Linked DNA regions of Mus musculus: region 1 is linked to region 2. The links are chromatin loops, found by intact Hi-C in ENCODE. Cell type or tissue: left cerebral cortex. All regions are shown on one strand.

Region 1 (8,000 bases), 150 kb after region 2:
TGCAAGAACCATCCTAGTGCTGGCTTCAGAAACACGCAGGAAAAAAAAAAAAGAAAGAAAAAAACACGCAGGATCATGTGGTGCTGGGCTGAAGCTGAAAATCTCATGCACTTACGGGAAGCTGAGTTGCACTGCATGATTCTATTGAAGTAGATTAAGATTTTAAAAGAGACCAATTATTAGATAGTGATTTATTGGCTTACTCGATGATTTGCTGTTTGTACAACCTGTTAGCCAAGAGTGACTTCATGTGCTACCTGAAGCAGAAAAGCCCTGGAGAGATACCTGAAATGATGGGTTGTTGCCCTTAGCAACCTGCTGACTGCCACATAACCTTCTGCAAAATCTTACTTGCCTGCCCACCCCACCTTGTGGTTTTTGGTTTTTTTTTTTTGGTTTTTTGAGACAGGGTTTCTCTGTATAGTCTTGGCTGTCCTGGAACTCACTTTGTAGACCAGGCTGGCCTCGAACTCAGAAATCCGCCTGCCTCTGCCTCCCAAGTGCTGGGATTAAAGGCGTGCGCCACCATGCCCGGCTCCACCTTGTGGTTTTACAGTATGAAATGAGAATATAAACTAGACCCAGAAGGAGGCTTTTCACGGTCAGAAACCATCCTGGTTTCAGTCCACTAGTGACATCTTTCACTGTCACTGGTCTTGGAGTGCTTATTTTAGGAAAAATTCCTGCAACATTTTTGGAGGCCCAGTGAGATCTCACTCCAACCCCAGTTGGCCCACAGAGGCTTCTGTCCCTGGGCCTCTTAGCCCACTGAAAGTCTCTGGAAATGGAAAGAACACAGTCTGGACTGGATCCCAAGGACCTCTCAGTGACTAAAGGGACTGTGAAATGCAGGACCAGAGCCTCTGACTGGAAAAGGATGAGACTAGGTTGGATGTCCAGACCAGGTAAGGACCCTGGGGATAGGCAAGAAGCACCAGTTGTGGGCTTGACCACTCTGCAGGAGATTGCAGCCCATCCAAAGCCGCGATGGGACACTGAGGACGTGACACTAGGCTCCACATAAAAGCCTCAAAAGGATACTGATGCATTCGTACTGGCCTCCAGAGAAATAGACAGACTAGAAATGTTTTAGAATAATCTATTTTACGTGCATTAGTGTTTTGCTTACATATATATGAAGGTGTCAGATCTCTAGAACTAGAGCCACAGACAGCAGTGAGCTGCCGTGTAGGTGCTGAGAACCGAGCCTGGGTCTTCTGGAAAGGCAGCTAGCATCACCAGTCGCCTAACCATCTCTCCTGCCCCACATACTAGCACTTTAAGCTTGGAATGTATAACTTGGAAATGCACGATGAATGTGTAGGTGCTTGTAATGGCCCCCTAGCCCTGTGGCGGTGGGATCTGACTGGGCTTCAACCTGCGGTTCCTCTGAGGTCTTTCATCTGAACGGACAGGCAAGTCTCATGAGAAAAAATTAGTAAGCACAGAGTTATATCTTCAGCCCTAAAGTAAGACGTCTTAAGTCACAGTGAGGTGGAGGGAAGGCAGGTGAAGCAGGCACCTGTCTGAGGAAAAAGCTGGTCTTTGCCGCACCACCCTATGTACCTACCACACAGGTGAGGTACACCCGAAACTCCTGTTTATGAAACGCTCTGGTCTTGGGGTCTGCATGGCCCTTATGTGAGACCTGTTCAGTCCTGTGAAGACACCAAGGAAGCACCCCTGTTAACACAGAGAACGAAAGCTTGCACTACATGGTGCCAAGGCAGGCAGTTATAAGACCACCTCATCCTGACCAAGGGAAATGCCGGGTCACCCCTTCATCCAAGACCATGGCAACTGTATCATCCAGCCACATAACGTACCTGAAGAGGAGGGAGTGCCCTCCATGACTGGAGAGATTTTATTATAAAGGACTTTCTCCTCACCGTCAGCCTTGAAGAATGAGCCACTTCCCAATTCAGATATGGGACTTTTTACTGATGGGAGCCAAAGTTTACAACGGGGAATATCCTTCTCAGCAGCAGCCTCAAAGGTGAAAGATTTGGAGAAAGGAGGCTCCTTACCTCAGTGGGAAAAGAAATTAAAAACAGACCAAACTCTCTAGGGGGAGGGACTGTAGCAATGGTGCTCTTCTCTCAACAATCAACAGAGCTAGAACCTTATTATACCAGCATACATTTCCTTTCTACCTTGGGTTTGTGTAAGCAAGAGTTCTTCCTGCAGGTGGTTCTCGTAAGTGGGATCCTTGCAGGCTTCTGAGGACAGTATTTGCATTGATGATTATTGATGGATGACTAGTAAACAGCAGCATTGCACTACATCAATCAGTCATCTAAAGAGAATTTGAGGTTTCCACAGTAAACCTTAGCTGCTCATGTATCTTACATTTGGGGTCACTGGGAAGTTTTGGAAAGCAGAGTTTTCATATTCATCTTTTATTTAATTTTCCTTTTCTGTGAAATGGAGAGCATCAGCCATTCCCATATTATATTTGAAAGAAAGCATTTAACAAAACCTTCGGGATATTTATTTGCCTTTAACACTAACTATGTAAAATTGATGTGTTCTCTGAGGTGTAGGAGGTAATTGTGTTAAGTGCCTCAGAGAGCATGCAGCTTGACAATACAAATGAAAATGGTTGCTGGGATAGTAGACTAACACTTTCAATAAAAACATGACATACTTAAGAAAATAACCAACAGAGCAAGTGAACAGACAATCAATGAGGGTCGGGGATAAGTCCAGGGTTACAGTCCTGAGCACTTGCTAAGAATGCACAATACGCTGAGTTCACTTTGAAACACAATAAGCAGAGGAGGAGGAGGAGGAGGAGGAGGAGGAGGAGGGTGAACAAGGAGGAGAAGAAAGATATAGAAGAATTAAAAAAAAAAAACTCCCAATCAACCTGGAATTTTCTAGAACACTTACTCAACCTCTGTAGCACACCCCAATACCCCTCTGATGTTGGGAGCCAGCAGGTACCGCTGCACTGTACATCAGGCTGCAGAGTCACTGGTTCAAGACCAAAGAGAGCTGAACACCAAGCCTTGGGCCACAGCCTCTTTAAGAGGAGGGAAGGAAAGGGTCCGCAGAGCCTGGCTGAGGACGACTGTGCCAAGTATCTCAGCGTGTCAAGCAAGAGAAGGCCAAAACCCAGCCACTGGCTTTGTCCAGGCGCAGAGGGTTGGTGATATTGACCACTCTTGCTGGGAACATAAGGGCTGGGTAGGTGTCTTGGGGTTTCCATTGCTGTGAAGAGACACCATGACCATGCCTCCTCCTGGAGGCAACCAGGAGGAGACTGGCTACTGCAAGCAGCCAATAGGTTCTCTTCCACATGGAGCTTGGGCATAGGACCTCAAAGCCCATCCCCATAGGGACACACTTCCTCCAATATGACCACACCTATTCCAACATTGCCACACCCCCTAATATTGTCCCTCCCTGGGCCAAGTATATCCAGACCACTACAGGAGAGCTGGAAGTGTTCAGGACAGGGCTAATTGTGTTTATTCCCAAGGAGTTTGCTGGAAAGAGCAGCAGAAATGTGGTGCTTGCAGAGATGTGACATAGTCTGTCTGTCTGTCTGTCTGTCTCTCTCTCTCTCTCGCCTTGCTTTGTTTTGACTTGATTGTTTCTCAGACAGTCTTACTATGTAGCCCAGGCTGTCCTAGGATTTGCCATGTTCCTGCCTCTGCCTGTCTAGTGCTGCAACTGTATAGATTCCCACCCCCAACCCTTTTAAAGAAGTAGGCTGGATGAAAGAGACAGAATCAGAAAAGCAGAAGATGAGAGGGGGCTGGGCACCCAGGAAGCAGGAAACTTAGCTGGGGGCACAGTTTTGGTAAGAGACGTGGTTGGTTCTACTAGAGGGAAAAGGGAAGGAGCTAGGCAGTACCAGGCGCATCTAGGGCTTAGGTAAATTTTCTGCCCAGAAAGTCTTCATAAATCTTCCCTGTGGGTGGTGGAATATGGGCCGAACCACAGGCTGGCATTTGCTAGCTGACCGGGTGGCACCACACAGATGGATGGGGAGGTGGGGAGTAGAAAGAAGGCCCCCTGAAAGTGAGGAAATTCGTGACCACCAGAGGGCGCAAATGGACTTTTCCTGTTCTGATGGTGCAAGGCTTCCCTGGTCTTCAACTCCAAAACCCGGATCCAGTTCAGTCCTTATGAGGCCCATTTAATGCCGAAGCAAGACAGAAAGGGGATAAGAGTCTGGAACAAGCTTCATCAAAAGTGCCCTGCAGTGAGGTGAAATGCCAGCTAGATCCTCCAGCTGTGCCTAGTAGCGCAAATGATGTCGTCTGTCTGAAAGTATGGCAAAGAAATTCCAAATCTTTACCTGTATGTGCCCTGCCGCTCGCCTTCCTCCCATTCCTGGACTGGAAGCATACATTAAGTATACATTAAGAAAGTGTTGGGTGTTCTCCAGGCCTAAGAGCAATGTCAGATGTGGGGTTGATTATGAGTGAATGCCCCAACATGAACCAGGTATGGTAGGACACGCCACAATTCTAGGGCTGGAATTACAGGCCAAGATAGGATGATTGCTCAAGTTTGAAGTCAGCATGTACTACATACATGCTGAGTACCAGGCCAATCAGGGCTACATGACAAGACCTTGAAAAACAAAAGTCCAATATGGAATTCAGAGAAGGGGTATTTGGAAACACAGCCTGGAGGTGCTGGTTTGACAGTGGTCCCACTGAGAGATTGTGTGCTCTCTAGGGCTTGAGAGAGGGGGCAGAATACAGAGAATGAGCCTGACACGGTATCTCAACAGCACGTCATATGGTATTTTAAAGAGATGTTGGGAATGCGCAAGACCTCTACACAGTGTATCACAAATTTATGACAAAGTTGTATGTACTCTAGCCGCCACCAGCATCCCTCATCAGGAAAGAAATGCTCTTCCCAGCTCCTCTCAACACTTGAAAGCAGATGCTTTCACAGACAGGAGACTAGAAAGGCCGGGTCCCCACCCAAGATTGGCTGCGTCCTATGCCACGAAGCAGAAGGGCATCTTCAGCCAAGCTCAGCTTCCTCGTTAGCCCTGTCTCAGCCTGGCCAGCCTCTAGGATGGTGCCCTTAGAAATCTCAGCAGCCTGTGTGCAGCAGGTCTGTTCTTACTATATTAAAAAACAAAAACAGAATGTTTATTGAAAAAGCACACAGGTTTGATCCACTTGTAAATCCTTGTAAACAAATCATTTCTGTCTTCTTTGGAATGATAATAATCCAAAGTCTGAGCCTGCTATCTGTCCCCTGGCGTGGAGCCAGGTTGCAGATGAGTGAGTCCTCGGATAACTGAATGACTGCATTTCCCAGGTGCTGACTCACAGTGCAGCCAGTGTGCAATCAGCCCCACACCCACTAAGTCCCTGCAGGTTTCAGAATCTCCGGTCTTTTGTCCTTGTTCCTATCTCTGCAGGATAGGCAGAGGGAAACACTAACACAGCACCTAGTGTCAGGTGGACATTCAGTATTGATCACTGCCAGTACGCCAGCAATTCCACAGTAGCAATTCACCACAGTAGCTTTGGGTCTGTCCTCTCACCTCTGCAAGATTATTTATGACACATTACACCAGGGTGGGCTGATGGAGGGAGAATGGGGATATTTATCTGTTTTCTCTCTCTCTGTCTCTCTGTCTCTCTCTCTGTCTGGCTTCTAGAAGAATCTTCGGGCCTCCATCAGCAGCCTCTGGGACCTGGCACAGGACAATTGTGCAAGGAATAAGCATATTGTAGGGCTTCCCGTATTCCAAAGATGATTTGGGAGAATCAAGTCATACCACCATCATCCCACCAATCAGGACTCAGCTTTCTAACTCGGCATTATTATATTTTTAAAGATCATTTTGGCTTAGTTCCCTCTACCCAATTGAACAGGCAAGTTATGACCTGAACTTTCAAAGGCCAGTTACTAACCCTAAGAAAGTAAGCAAAGAGATTCTGCCCTTCTTGTCCTCCGTGTATGGGAGGAGGGGTGATGGGTCAGATGCAGGGAAACTTAGGAGCAATCTGAGCCCCTGCCTCCTGCCGATCCAGATTCCCGAACCCACAGAGCGGTGGGTGCTGCAGGTATGGGGAGCTTACCGTTGTCAGTGGATTCACTCATGCGTCCTTCTCTTACATCACCCTCGCTTGGTAAATGACACTGTGTTCAGAAGCCAGGTCCCATCGTAGCTTGATGTTCCTACTATCCAGGTTTCTTTTAGCCTACCGTTAGACTGCACTGCAGTTGCTGCTCCACCCATACCTAACCTTCCCTTCCTCAGACGCCAGTTCCTCAGCTAAAATCATCTCCCTTCCACTCTCTCCCTATCCAGTTTAGCGAAGTCATTGTGGGCATGCCCCTCATCTCCTCTGAAAAAACGTCCTCATCTTCCCAATGTGTATCTAATAACGACTGGGCAGTTGGGACTCCAGACTCCATTCATTCAACGGGAGAACTCAGGTTATTAATAGCAATGTCGGGCAGAGGATGAACTCTCACTAAATGTCAATTCTCGTCAATGCATCCTTAAAACACTATTTATGAAGCCTGAGGGGCTGGCTCTGTGATATTCTCTGCCACCTGGCAATGAAGACAGACGCGGTTCCTGGACCACTTTTGCGCAGAGTAATGGGTCCCGCCCTGCCCTCCGACTACAAGTCCCAAAAGGCCACGCGGCGCCGCACATAGCCCCGCCTCCAGTCGCATGCGTAACGTCGCGACGCCGACCGCGAGCGGGCGCCGGTGGCTGCAGCCAGCGGGCGGGGCGGGGCCGGCGGGAGCGGCGGCCTTTAGGGCGGAGCCGGCTCCGCTGTCCGCAGTCGGCCGCGGGTTAGCGGGCAGAGCGTCTCCTGTCGCCGGTTCCCCTCGCTCACTGCTCTCTCGTGCCGGAGGCCGCTCCTCTCGGCTCTCGCTCTCTCTCTTTCTATCTCTCTCCCTTCCGTGGATCCGCCATGTCGGAGCCGGGCGGCGGCGAGGACGGCTCGGCCGGCCTGGAGGTGTCGGCGGTGCAGAATGTGGCGGACGTGGCGGTGCTGCAGAAGCACCTGCGTAAGCTGGTGCCGCTGCTGCTGGAGGACGGCGGCGACGCGCCGGCTGCGCTGGAGGCGGCGCTGGAGGAGAAGAGCGCCCTGGAGCAGATGCGCAAGTTCCTGTCAGACCCGCAGGTCCACACGGTCCTGGTGGAGCGCTCCACCCTCAAAGGTGCGCGGCGCCCCCTCCCCGGTCGCGTGGAGCAGCTAGGGTGCCCGGACCGCCAGCGCCCGCACAGTGGGGTCGCTTTGTCTCCGCGGCTTCTCAAGATGGCCGAGTTGGGTGGAGACAGCGTCTCCCGGTCCCGGCTGGGCACAGGGCCGCATCCCTGCCTCCAGAGTCACATGAGCTTTTTTGGTTTCGATTCGTATCCAAGCTTAGCTCGCTTTGGGAAGAGTGTGTCTAGGACAGCCTAGGTGCTGGCCCTTGGGTGGGCTCGGGGACCGGTGGGTTGGCGGGAGCCGGAGTGGGCAGGCCCTGGTCACCCAGCATCTCTGCTGTCTGCGGCTGCCTACGCGTAGGCCTCCATTGGCCTCGCAGCATCATTGTTGAGTGGGTGTATCTCCCAGTTTTACAAACCAGGAAACTGAGTCCCGTGGCTGGTCCAAGGTCACCAGCTAAAATACAGGACCTTGAGATTAGACTCAGCATATCAGTTTCCAGTCCAAATTGCTTGTTTTGCTGATCATGGCTTGAAATTGTTGCTTAGATGACCCTAATGACAGCTCTGTGACATTTAAGTCTGATTTCAAAGACTTAAGAACTGTTGCTTACCTAGTTGGGGAAGGAGGCAAAGAAGCTGACATGTTCCCGTTGTGTCCTCCAGCAGAGACTCTCACAACATCCCTAGATTGATCTGGAATAGGGGGCTTGCTTGCAGGACTCCTTCCTTCTTGAGGCTTTAAAACCACTTTGTAGCATCTGGGGAACTTGTATGACATGCTGGCGAATGGGTGTGGCATTTCCCTAGGAACCCAGATGTGCTGTTTAAAAGTAAAATAGCC
Region 2 (8,000 bases):
CCAGGTGGGACTGGTTTTGAAGCATAAAGGGGTCATGGAGAGTAGCTGAGGCTTGGCACTGTGAGAGGCTGTGGAAGCCCATTGGGGAAGGTTGAGGCTTAGCACCACGAAGAGAGCCTATGAGAGGCTACTGGCAAAGCCTAGTTGCAGCAGAAGACTCTAGTGAATTAGAAATGGCAGTACTGTGGCATGATCACCAAGCACAGCAGCAGCAGTGGAGTGGAGTCTACCAAAGCCTAGAGAGCTACACAGTGCAGAGCTGGAGAAGTGACCCAAGCCCTTTGGAGGGGCTCAGAAGACATGTGTGGCTCCCAAACATTGGAATAAGAAACTGTAATGTTGAAGCTGGCTTGGATACCCCAGGATGTTAGACATGCCAGAGCCATGGGATAACTGCTAAGGAAAGCTCCTAATAGGGAGTGGCACCTGCCTAAGAGAATGAAGTTTGGTGCTGTTGAATGCCAGATTTGTAAACAGCAGTCAACAAAGATGAACGAAGTTAGAGATCTGAAGAGTGTTATCTTTTTAAAGATTTATTTATTTACCTTATGTATATGACTACATTGTACCTGTTTTTAGACACACCAGAAGAGGGCCTCCTATCCCATAACAGATGGTTGTGAGCCACCATGTGGTTGCTGGGAATTGAACTCAGGACCTCTGGAAGAGAGTCAGTGCTCTTTTTTTTGTTTGTTTTTAAGATTTATTTATTTATTATATGTAAGTAAACTGTAGCTGTCTTCAGACACTCCAGAAGAGGGCGTCAGATCTTGTTACAGATGGTTGTGAGCCACCATGTGGTTGCTGGGATTTGAACTCTGGATCTTCGGAAGAGCAGTCGGGTGCTCTTACCCATTGAGCCAACTCACCAGCCCCTGAGGAGCACTTTGATAACAAATATGGAGACATGGAGTTTGGAGTTTGCCCAGCTGTTTTTCTATCTTGCTTTGGCCCAGTGTTTTTTTTTTTTTTTTTTTACTTTATATGGGATTACATTAAGAGACTGCATGAATCTCAGAAGAGACTTTGAACTTTGGACTTTAAACAGTGTTGAGACTGCTACAGACTGTGGGGACTTTTGAAGTTGGATTAAATGTATTTTACATTAGGCTAGTTTAGGAATGCCCCACCCCATAGACTCATATGTTTGAATAAGCCTAGGGAGTGGAACATGGTGGTCTGAATATGCTTGGCCCAGGGAGTAACACTATTTGGAAGTGTTTCTTTGTTGGAGGAAGCATGTCACTGCGCGCATGGGCTTTAAGACCTTCATCCTAGCTGCCTGGAAACCAGTCTTCTCCTAGTGGCCTTCAGATGAGGTTGTAGAACTCTCAGCTCCTCCTGCACCATGCCTGCCTGGATGCTGCCATGCTTCCACCTCGATGACAATGGGCTGAACCTCTGAACCTGTAAGCCAGCCCCAATTAAATGTTGTTCTTATAAGAGTTACCTTGGTCGTGCTCACAGCAGTAAAACACTAAGACAAAAGCTGCTGCTCTTACCCACAGCAGCTGAGCCACTATTGCATAAGCAGGTACATCCTGCCTAGCCTGTCAGGGTTTCTGCGTGCAGGGTCCATAGCCAAGCAGGAATGTTAGTGACAGCAGCCTGCACGGTCCCCTCTGGCACTATGAAAGCCAGCCAGTGGGGTGGGATTCACAGTTCAATCTCAGAGTAACTTCTCCGTGTCCTGGAGTCAAAGTGTGCACATGCAATGTCTATAGCAGCAGGCATACTGCAGTTGTTGGACTTAAGTCCTTCCAATTGGACCTAAGGCCCTCTCCACAAAATAGTTCACATCTGTAAGCCAGGACAAAAGCCTGTGGCTGGGGAGGTCATAGGTGCCAACGGGGAAGTTCTGGTATACAACCAACAGCAGTAGCAATAGCCCTGATGGTTTGTGCTGAGCCATCATCTCTCCAGCCCCAGCCTTTCCTCCTCTGTGAACAAGTTCTATCTGGACCAACGCACTGTGGTCCACACACAGCTCCTCTTATTCTTAGTTCCCTCAATAGCATCTTGCCCTCCTTTATGGTCCTCCTGCCCTGGATATTGTGGGGACCTCAGACAGAGATGACCAAGTGTTCCTAATGGCTTTGCTAAGCCAGCCCATTTGGGGACTGGTTTCTGTCACACTGTCTCGGATGACGCAGCCTTTGCCTTACAGAGGGATGGGATGTTACAGTGCTCAGCTTTCCTGCCTCCATAGCTGTCAGACTGATCCCATCTCCTTCCACGTCCCCAGCCTCACAAGTCAGGCTGCGACAGGCTCTTTCACTGCTTCTTTAGAAGTCTCTCCTAACCTCAGAAGTTCAAGCACTGAGATTTGCTTCTTACCTTAGTTCTTGGCCCTGGAGCATTATAAAGCCCACCCTCCCTTCCCTGCCATCTGAGCTGGATCACAGATCTCCCCTACTTTTCTATGTAAGCTATGACTTGATGGGTGTCCTCTATTGATTTTACCACAAGAGAGTGAGAGAGCCTCTCATGTATTGAGTATCCAGTTTACTTGCTAAATCAGATGCCGGCATGAAGGATGCTACCACACCTCCCTTTCCTGTTGCGATTGCACCTGCACACACACAAGTTCCTGCTTTACACAAGCAAGTTCCAGCCTGGCTGCCATCTCAGCCCCAGGTGCATTCTCGATGCCACCCAACAGTGGCCAGGAAGCCTTCACCACGGCTTGTCAACAGTCTCAACTCTTCCGTGCTAATCTCAAAGACTGCAAAATTCCCTCCAAACTTTTAACTGTTTCAGGGAATCTCTGTATTCACATGGTGCCCCCTGCACTTCATCAGACAGGCGATATGCCACTCCACATCACACAAGTGAAGACTGACATCCTGGGATTCCTCCCACAGACTCTCCTAATCCTATGGCTCAGCCTCAGTTGCCCATCTCATTACCTATAGCAAGAACCAGGAAACTGCCGTCATAGCACAGAGGCACATTAACACACACCATATAGGAAAGGATGCTGTATTGAGATCTCCTCTGTGGATGCTTCCCCTCGGGTTTCTTGCCTCAGCTGCATGCCTTGCTACCCAGCATGTCTTGCTGCCCATAGCCAGGACAATGCCCTCAGTCCTCCCCAACTCATCTTTAGTTCTGCCATGTCCCTGTTAAAATGCCAATTATGTTGTGTGACAAGCTCTTCTGGGGAGATGTCACACACACACACACACACACACACACACACACCTACTTACCCAAGACCAAAACTCATAACAGACCAAAGTACAGATACCACCAAAGTCCAACTTGGTGAACTCATTTAAGTTTTATTGGGGTTACACACAGGAGCATAAATGACTCAAAGGTCGCTCCACCCACCAAACCCCATCCCAGCACCGGTGACGGCTCACAAAGCTGGAGCACACCACACAGACTGCAGGTAGCTCAACTCATGAGAGGGTGTCCTTTCCAGGTGCCTCAGTTGGTCTAAACCTCTTCCTGGCAACTAGTCTGGTGTGAGTCTTCTTCCCGGCTTCCTACCTCTGAGGGAGGCTCTCAGCCTTTATTGGCTATCCAGCAGGGAGGGGCCTAGAGAATCTGGTCAGCTTCGGGCACTTTCTGAAGCTATGGTGCTGTTTACTTTCCTGTTTAAGGAGCTTCCCTGAAGGACAGAATGTTTCCATCTCATGGACACTGTTGTACAACAGCCAGGACATGTCAGCATCCAGCTACACATACTCCTGCAGCCTTCACTGTGCTGAAAGACCAGCCCAGCTCCCGTCAAGCCATTCGCCTTAGTTCAGGAACTGTCCTTCCCCTTTCCTCTCCAGCCACAAGGAAACATCTTGCACCTCCCGTTATCCTGTCCCTGAATTAGACCATCTCCACCCCTTTCCTTCGGACTTGCCACCCATCCTGCAGGATGGCACAGGGCTTCTTGTTCCCATCCAGGCATGTGACTTCTCAGGGAACAAGGGAGACAGACACCTTGCTCACTAAGGGGCTCTTTGTGCTGTACTGAACATCATGGATGTCCAGCAAATGTCTGTCAAATGGATCAAGGATGTGCAATCCTGGGTCATGCCATGATACCGGCGTATTTCATGAAATCAGCGTATTTCCTTGAAAGCCCAGACTCCTCCTTGTTCCATGGCCAAAACGCAGTAACTTCAGATCTACTTACTCTTTCCTGATTTAAATTTGTACCATGCTTACTACATTGATAGCGCCTAATTTTAAAATTTCAAAGTAACTCGTGGTATTTTTTTTAATTATTTGTTTCAAGGAAAGTATTAATCCACTTAAGATTCTGTCATATACCCATTCTGTAAAAATACCCATTCCAGTCTGTCACGATTATCTGCAGATTAGTTTTATTTTGGTGAACATTCAGACACCAGCAGACACAACTTACTCTCAGAACCTCCTACAGCACCTCTGGGTTTTGATAAATCTCTCTTTTTTTAACCCCCACAGAGCTTGGGTGAGAACAACCAAAAATGCTTTGCTTGGCATTTACAAGAGTTAAAACAAAAACAAACAAAAACCAAGGGTTAAGATACATCGATTTTTCAGTGCCTTGGCCTGGGTACGTAGCTGAAGTCTCCAGCGTTTGTCTAGCAGGCTCAAAGCTTATGACGAAGGCACCTCCTAAATCATGAGTGAGCGCCTGAAGTCTCCTGCACTCGAAACAGTTCACTCCTACAGTCTTCCTTCTGAGTGCTCCCCCTTAGCATAGGATGTCAGACACTGACAACTCCAAAAACAGGACTGTATAAGTAGCGAATTAGCTTCTTCCCTCATAAAGAGCTACTAGAGAAGTGAGAGAATCAAGTGATCCCTGGTCTTCATGCAGTTTTCTCACAGGCTAACGACCACTGGTAATTAAAGAATAACAAAGACGCAGGGCTGCTCAGACGTAATGGGCTCGGAAAAAAAGCCTACACTGATCTGACTACCTCCCTGGTGGGCCGGGGCGATGGGTGGCAGTGTGCAGGTAGAGTCTCAGAGTGAGCAGCTGATGGGCTCGGCCTAGGTGGATCCAATCCCTAAGACGTAAGGTGGGCGGTGCCTACATTGGGGAAGCCGGTTGCCTTGCGGGTGAGTCTGGAACAGAGAAATTTCGGCGTGCAGGACCACAGGGGAACTAGGCAGTCTACACTTGGACCGCCGTGGGCAGAGTCTGCTCTGGGGAGAGTTCCTTTGCTCGCGTGGGCGGGGACGAAAGGAGAGGCGTGGACTCTATAGGCGGGGCTGAGGCGAGCCCCGCCTCTGAGGCGTGCGGTGGGCGGAGCGTACCCCGGAGCCAGCAGCATTGCCTTCGTGGGCGGGGCCTAATGGCCCAAGGAAACCGCCGCTCGCGCGGTCCCGGGTCTCCTCCGCACTGCACGAGCGTCACCGCTACCAGGCTTATGGGGTAGAGTTTTTCGTGCCTGGAAGGCTACAGAATAGTCGCCATACATCTCACATGTGCATTCCCGCTCCTCACTGTCCTTTGCTCTCCTCCCCGTCCCGGCTCAGCGGCCGTGACTTTATCACCTCCGTTGTCCGCACACGCCTCCCTCTCCCCAGTAGCTCCCTCCCTGATGGCTCCACCAAAACCTTCACAGCCCGGCACACGAGCCGGTCCGCACCGAGGGGGTGGGGACAGGCCGCGCAGTGGGCGGGGCGACGCTGCGGAGCGTTAGGGCACGTGGGGCCGTGTCGGCCAATGGCGTGGCGTCGTTGAGGGCGGCGAGGCGGGGAGAGGGCAGCGTGGGGCCGGCGCGGGGCGGGGCCTGGGGCGGGGGCGGGGCCTGCCGGGAGAGGGGCGGAGAGACGCCGCCGCCGCTGCCGCCGCCGCCGCCGCCGCCGCGGCTGCCGCAGCCTCTGGGAGCCTGGAAAAGGGGAAGCGAGAGCGGACGAGCGACTCAGTCCCCGGGCGGCGGCTGCAGCGGCGGCGGCGGCGGCCGGGGCGGCGCGACGGCCGGGCCGGGGGCGCTTCTGCTGCTGCAGCGGCAGTGGCGGCGGGCGGAGGCAGGGGCGGCGGCGGCGGCCCGCACCAGCCATGCCGAATAAAAACAAGAAGGAGAAAGTGAGTCGGGGCCGGGGGCTCCGGGACCGGGTCTGGGGTCCCCGCGTCGGCGGGTAGGGGCGGGGCGGCAGGTCGTCCAGGCTCGCGGGCGGGCCCAGGGCGCTGGCAGGATTGCATGGAGCTGGGGAGGCCGCTCAGGCTCTGAGGTGGCGCTGAGGTGCCGCGGTCGCTCTGGGTGGCGGCTGATGCTCCGTGCAGTGCTCTGCGTGGCGGGGGCTGGGGTGCTGGAGCGTTCCGGACTCGCCCCAGAAACCCTCACTTGTGAGGTTTAAGGGTGGGAGGGGAGAAAGGGATGGGCCGAGAGCTGGGGTTACGTGTCCCTACCTGGAGTTTTCACCTCCCTCCCCCGCCCCCCAACACAGACATGAAGAGAAACGGAATTTGAAGGCTGCTGGTATTGTGAATATACTCAATATGATGTAGTTTGCTGCTGACATATTAAAGCCATCAGAAGCTCTCAGTGATATGTATCAATTTAGAAACTGCATTTGAGCTGATGCTTAGCGGTCCAAATATTGAGAACACTAATGGTTTTTTGTTGTTGTTTGTTTTTGTTTTTTTGTTTTTGTTTTGTGATGATTCCCAGGAACCACCAAAACCGGTGAAAAGTGGAAAAGGTCCAAAAGAAGGACAAGATACAGCAGAAACAGAGGTAACCTCTGGACAAGCTCATTGTTATTCTTGATCAGCCTTTAATCTAGGGTCTAACACGGAGGCTCTACAAACCAAAGTGTTTCTGAAGTCTTTTCTTATGAGTTACTTATCCCCCCCCCCACTCTTTTATTAAAGTGTGCACAGCGAAACTGACATTTTAAAAACAGTTTTGTGGCTTCTAACAGAGCTCAAGCCCTCCCAGTGAACTGGTCTTAAATGGAGTCTCTAGCTTTAGGGTCTGCCCCCTCGTTCCTTTTCTGTGTCTCTGGCTCTCTCAGTGACTTCCACGGTCCTTGCTTTCCTTGCTGCAGCCTCGAACTGGTGTCCTGGGCAAGCTTCTCTTCTGCTGATGTCTGGTCCTTTTCAACTAAGTGTGGATGTGTTTTGGTGGCTCTAATTTGGGTACTTTTTTTTTTTTTTTTAAACAGTCTTCTATTTCCTTTCCCACAAGCTCCTCCATCCTCTTTGGTGAATCCTGACTTTTCTTGCTTCCTGGCTTTGGCTTATTTCAAGAATATCTGGAATGATCCCTTGGGTCATTTGGTGGAATCTGTGATCCTTAATAGAGTTGTGCCCTTGGGGGATTTTCAGGGCAGGCCCCTTGACCCCCCTTTTTTGGCTTTGTTTTGTATCTCATTGTCTTGGAACTAGAGTGCCCAAGCGAAGAGGCTCAGGCTTTAATTTCAGGGCACCTGGAAGCTGCTCCTTAAGTCTCCCCTCTCCAGAGCCGGATCGTTGAGATTTTACCACAGACATTTCTAATTTGTGGCTGTTCGGCCTCTTCTTCCCGAAAGCTTCATTAGAATGAGTTAAATTCTGCCCTGAAGATAATCTGCAGGGGTTATTTTAGCTCCAGGTTGTCTTCCCCCCCCCCTCAATTTGGTGTGTTCTGTGCCTCCCTCCTCTGCAGCAGGTGGTTCATCCCAGCAAATCTGTTGCCCTCCCTAGAGCTGAAAGCAGAAATCCAAAAGGTTCCTGAAATACCAGTAGATAGGATCGGCTGTGCCAGTCTTTGCCTGCCCTTTCTGAACAGTGGATCGTGACGCCTTTCCTGGGGCCCACTCGTGTCTGACTGCCTTCCACAGCCAGCCCTTCAACAATTTTTACACGACGTGTAGTTGCTTTGCAGGGCATACACCGTGTGCTTCCTTGTCTTGTCATTAGGACTGCTAAAACTTCTTACGGTTCCCCAAAGCTTTCTCGCTCAAACATACCTGTGTCCTGTTGCTGTTGGGGGGGGGGGGGAAATCACAGAGAAATATCAGTATGTATGTTCATTTCTCCCTAGTTTATCAAAAGAACCTTGCTGTAAGGG

Evidence for each region. Peaks named below come from ENCODE experiments on the same cell type or tissue, not always from the same donor. Only the 100,000 strongest peaks of a DNase experiment are listed, where the experiment ranks them.
Region 1: a loop joins it to region 2, with 4 times the contacts of the local background. A loop is called at or near these places in 19 of 42 quality-filtered maps.

The regions. Positions count from the first base shown.
Region 1 is chr12:110,594,688-110,602,687 of GRCm38, forward strand. It overlaps Dync1h1 (dynein cytoplasmic 1 heavy chain 1), which reads left to right and starts at 6,708. Exons shown (of 77, transcript NM_030238.2): 1 at 6,708-7,167. The coding sequence starts at 6,918. Gm35558 (a long non-coding RNA gene) reads right to left here. Exons shown (of 2, transcript XR_381950.4): 1 at 6,066-8,000; 2 at 1,921-5,677. In left cerebral cortex, a CTCF peak has its summit at 4,046 (motif pointing right); DNase peaks (open chromatin) are centred at 3,777, 4,067, 4,986, 5,290 and 6 more places; H3K4me3 peaks cover 3,064 bases; H3K27ac peaks cover 3,784 bases.
Region 2 is chr12:110,441,355-110,449,354 of GRCm38, forward strand. Ppp2r5c (protein phosphatase 2, regulatory subunit B', gamma) reads left to right here and starts at 5,870. Exons shown (of 16, transcript NM_001373949.1): 1 at 5,870-6,031; 2 at 6,618-6,683. The coding sequence starts at 6,005. In left cerebral cortex, no CTCF peak of the experiment used is centred here; DNase peaks (open chromatin) are centred at 4,679, 5,218, 5,645, 6,184 and 2 more places; H3K4me3 peaks cover 2,894 bases; H3K27ac peaks cover 1,794 bases.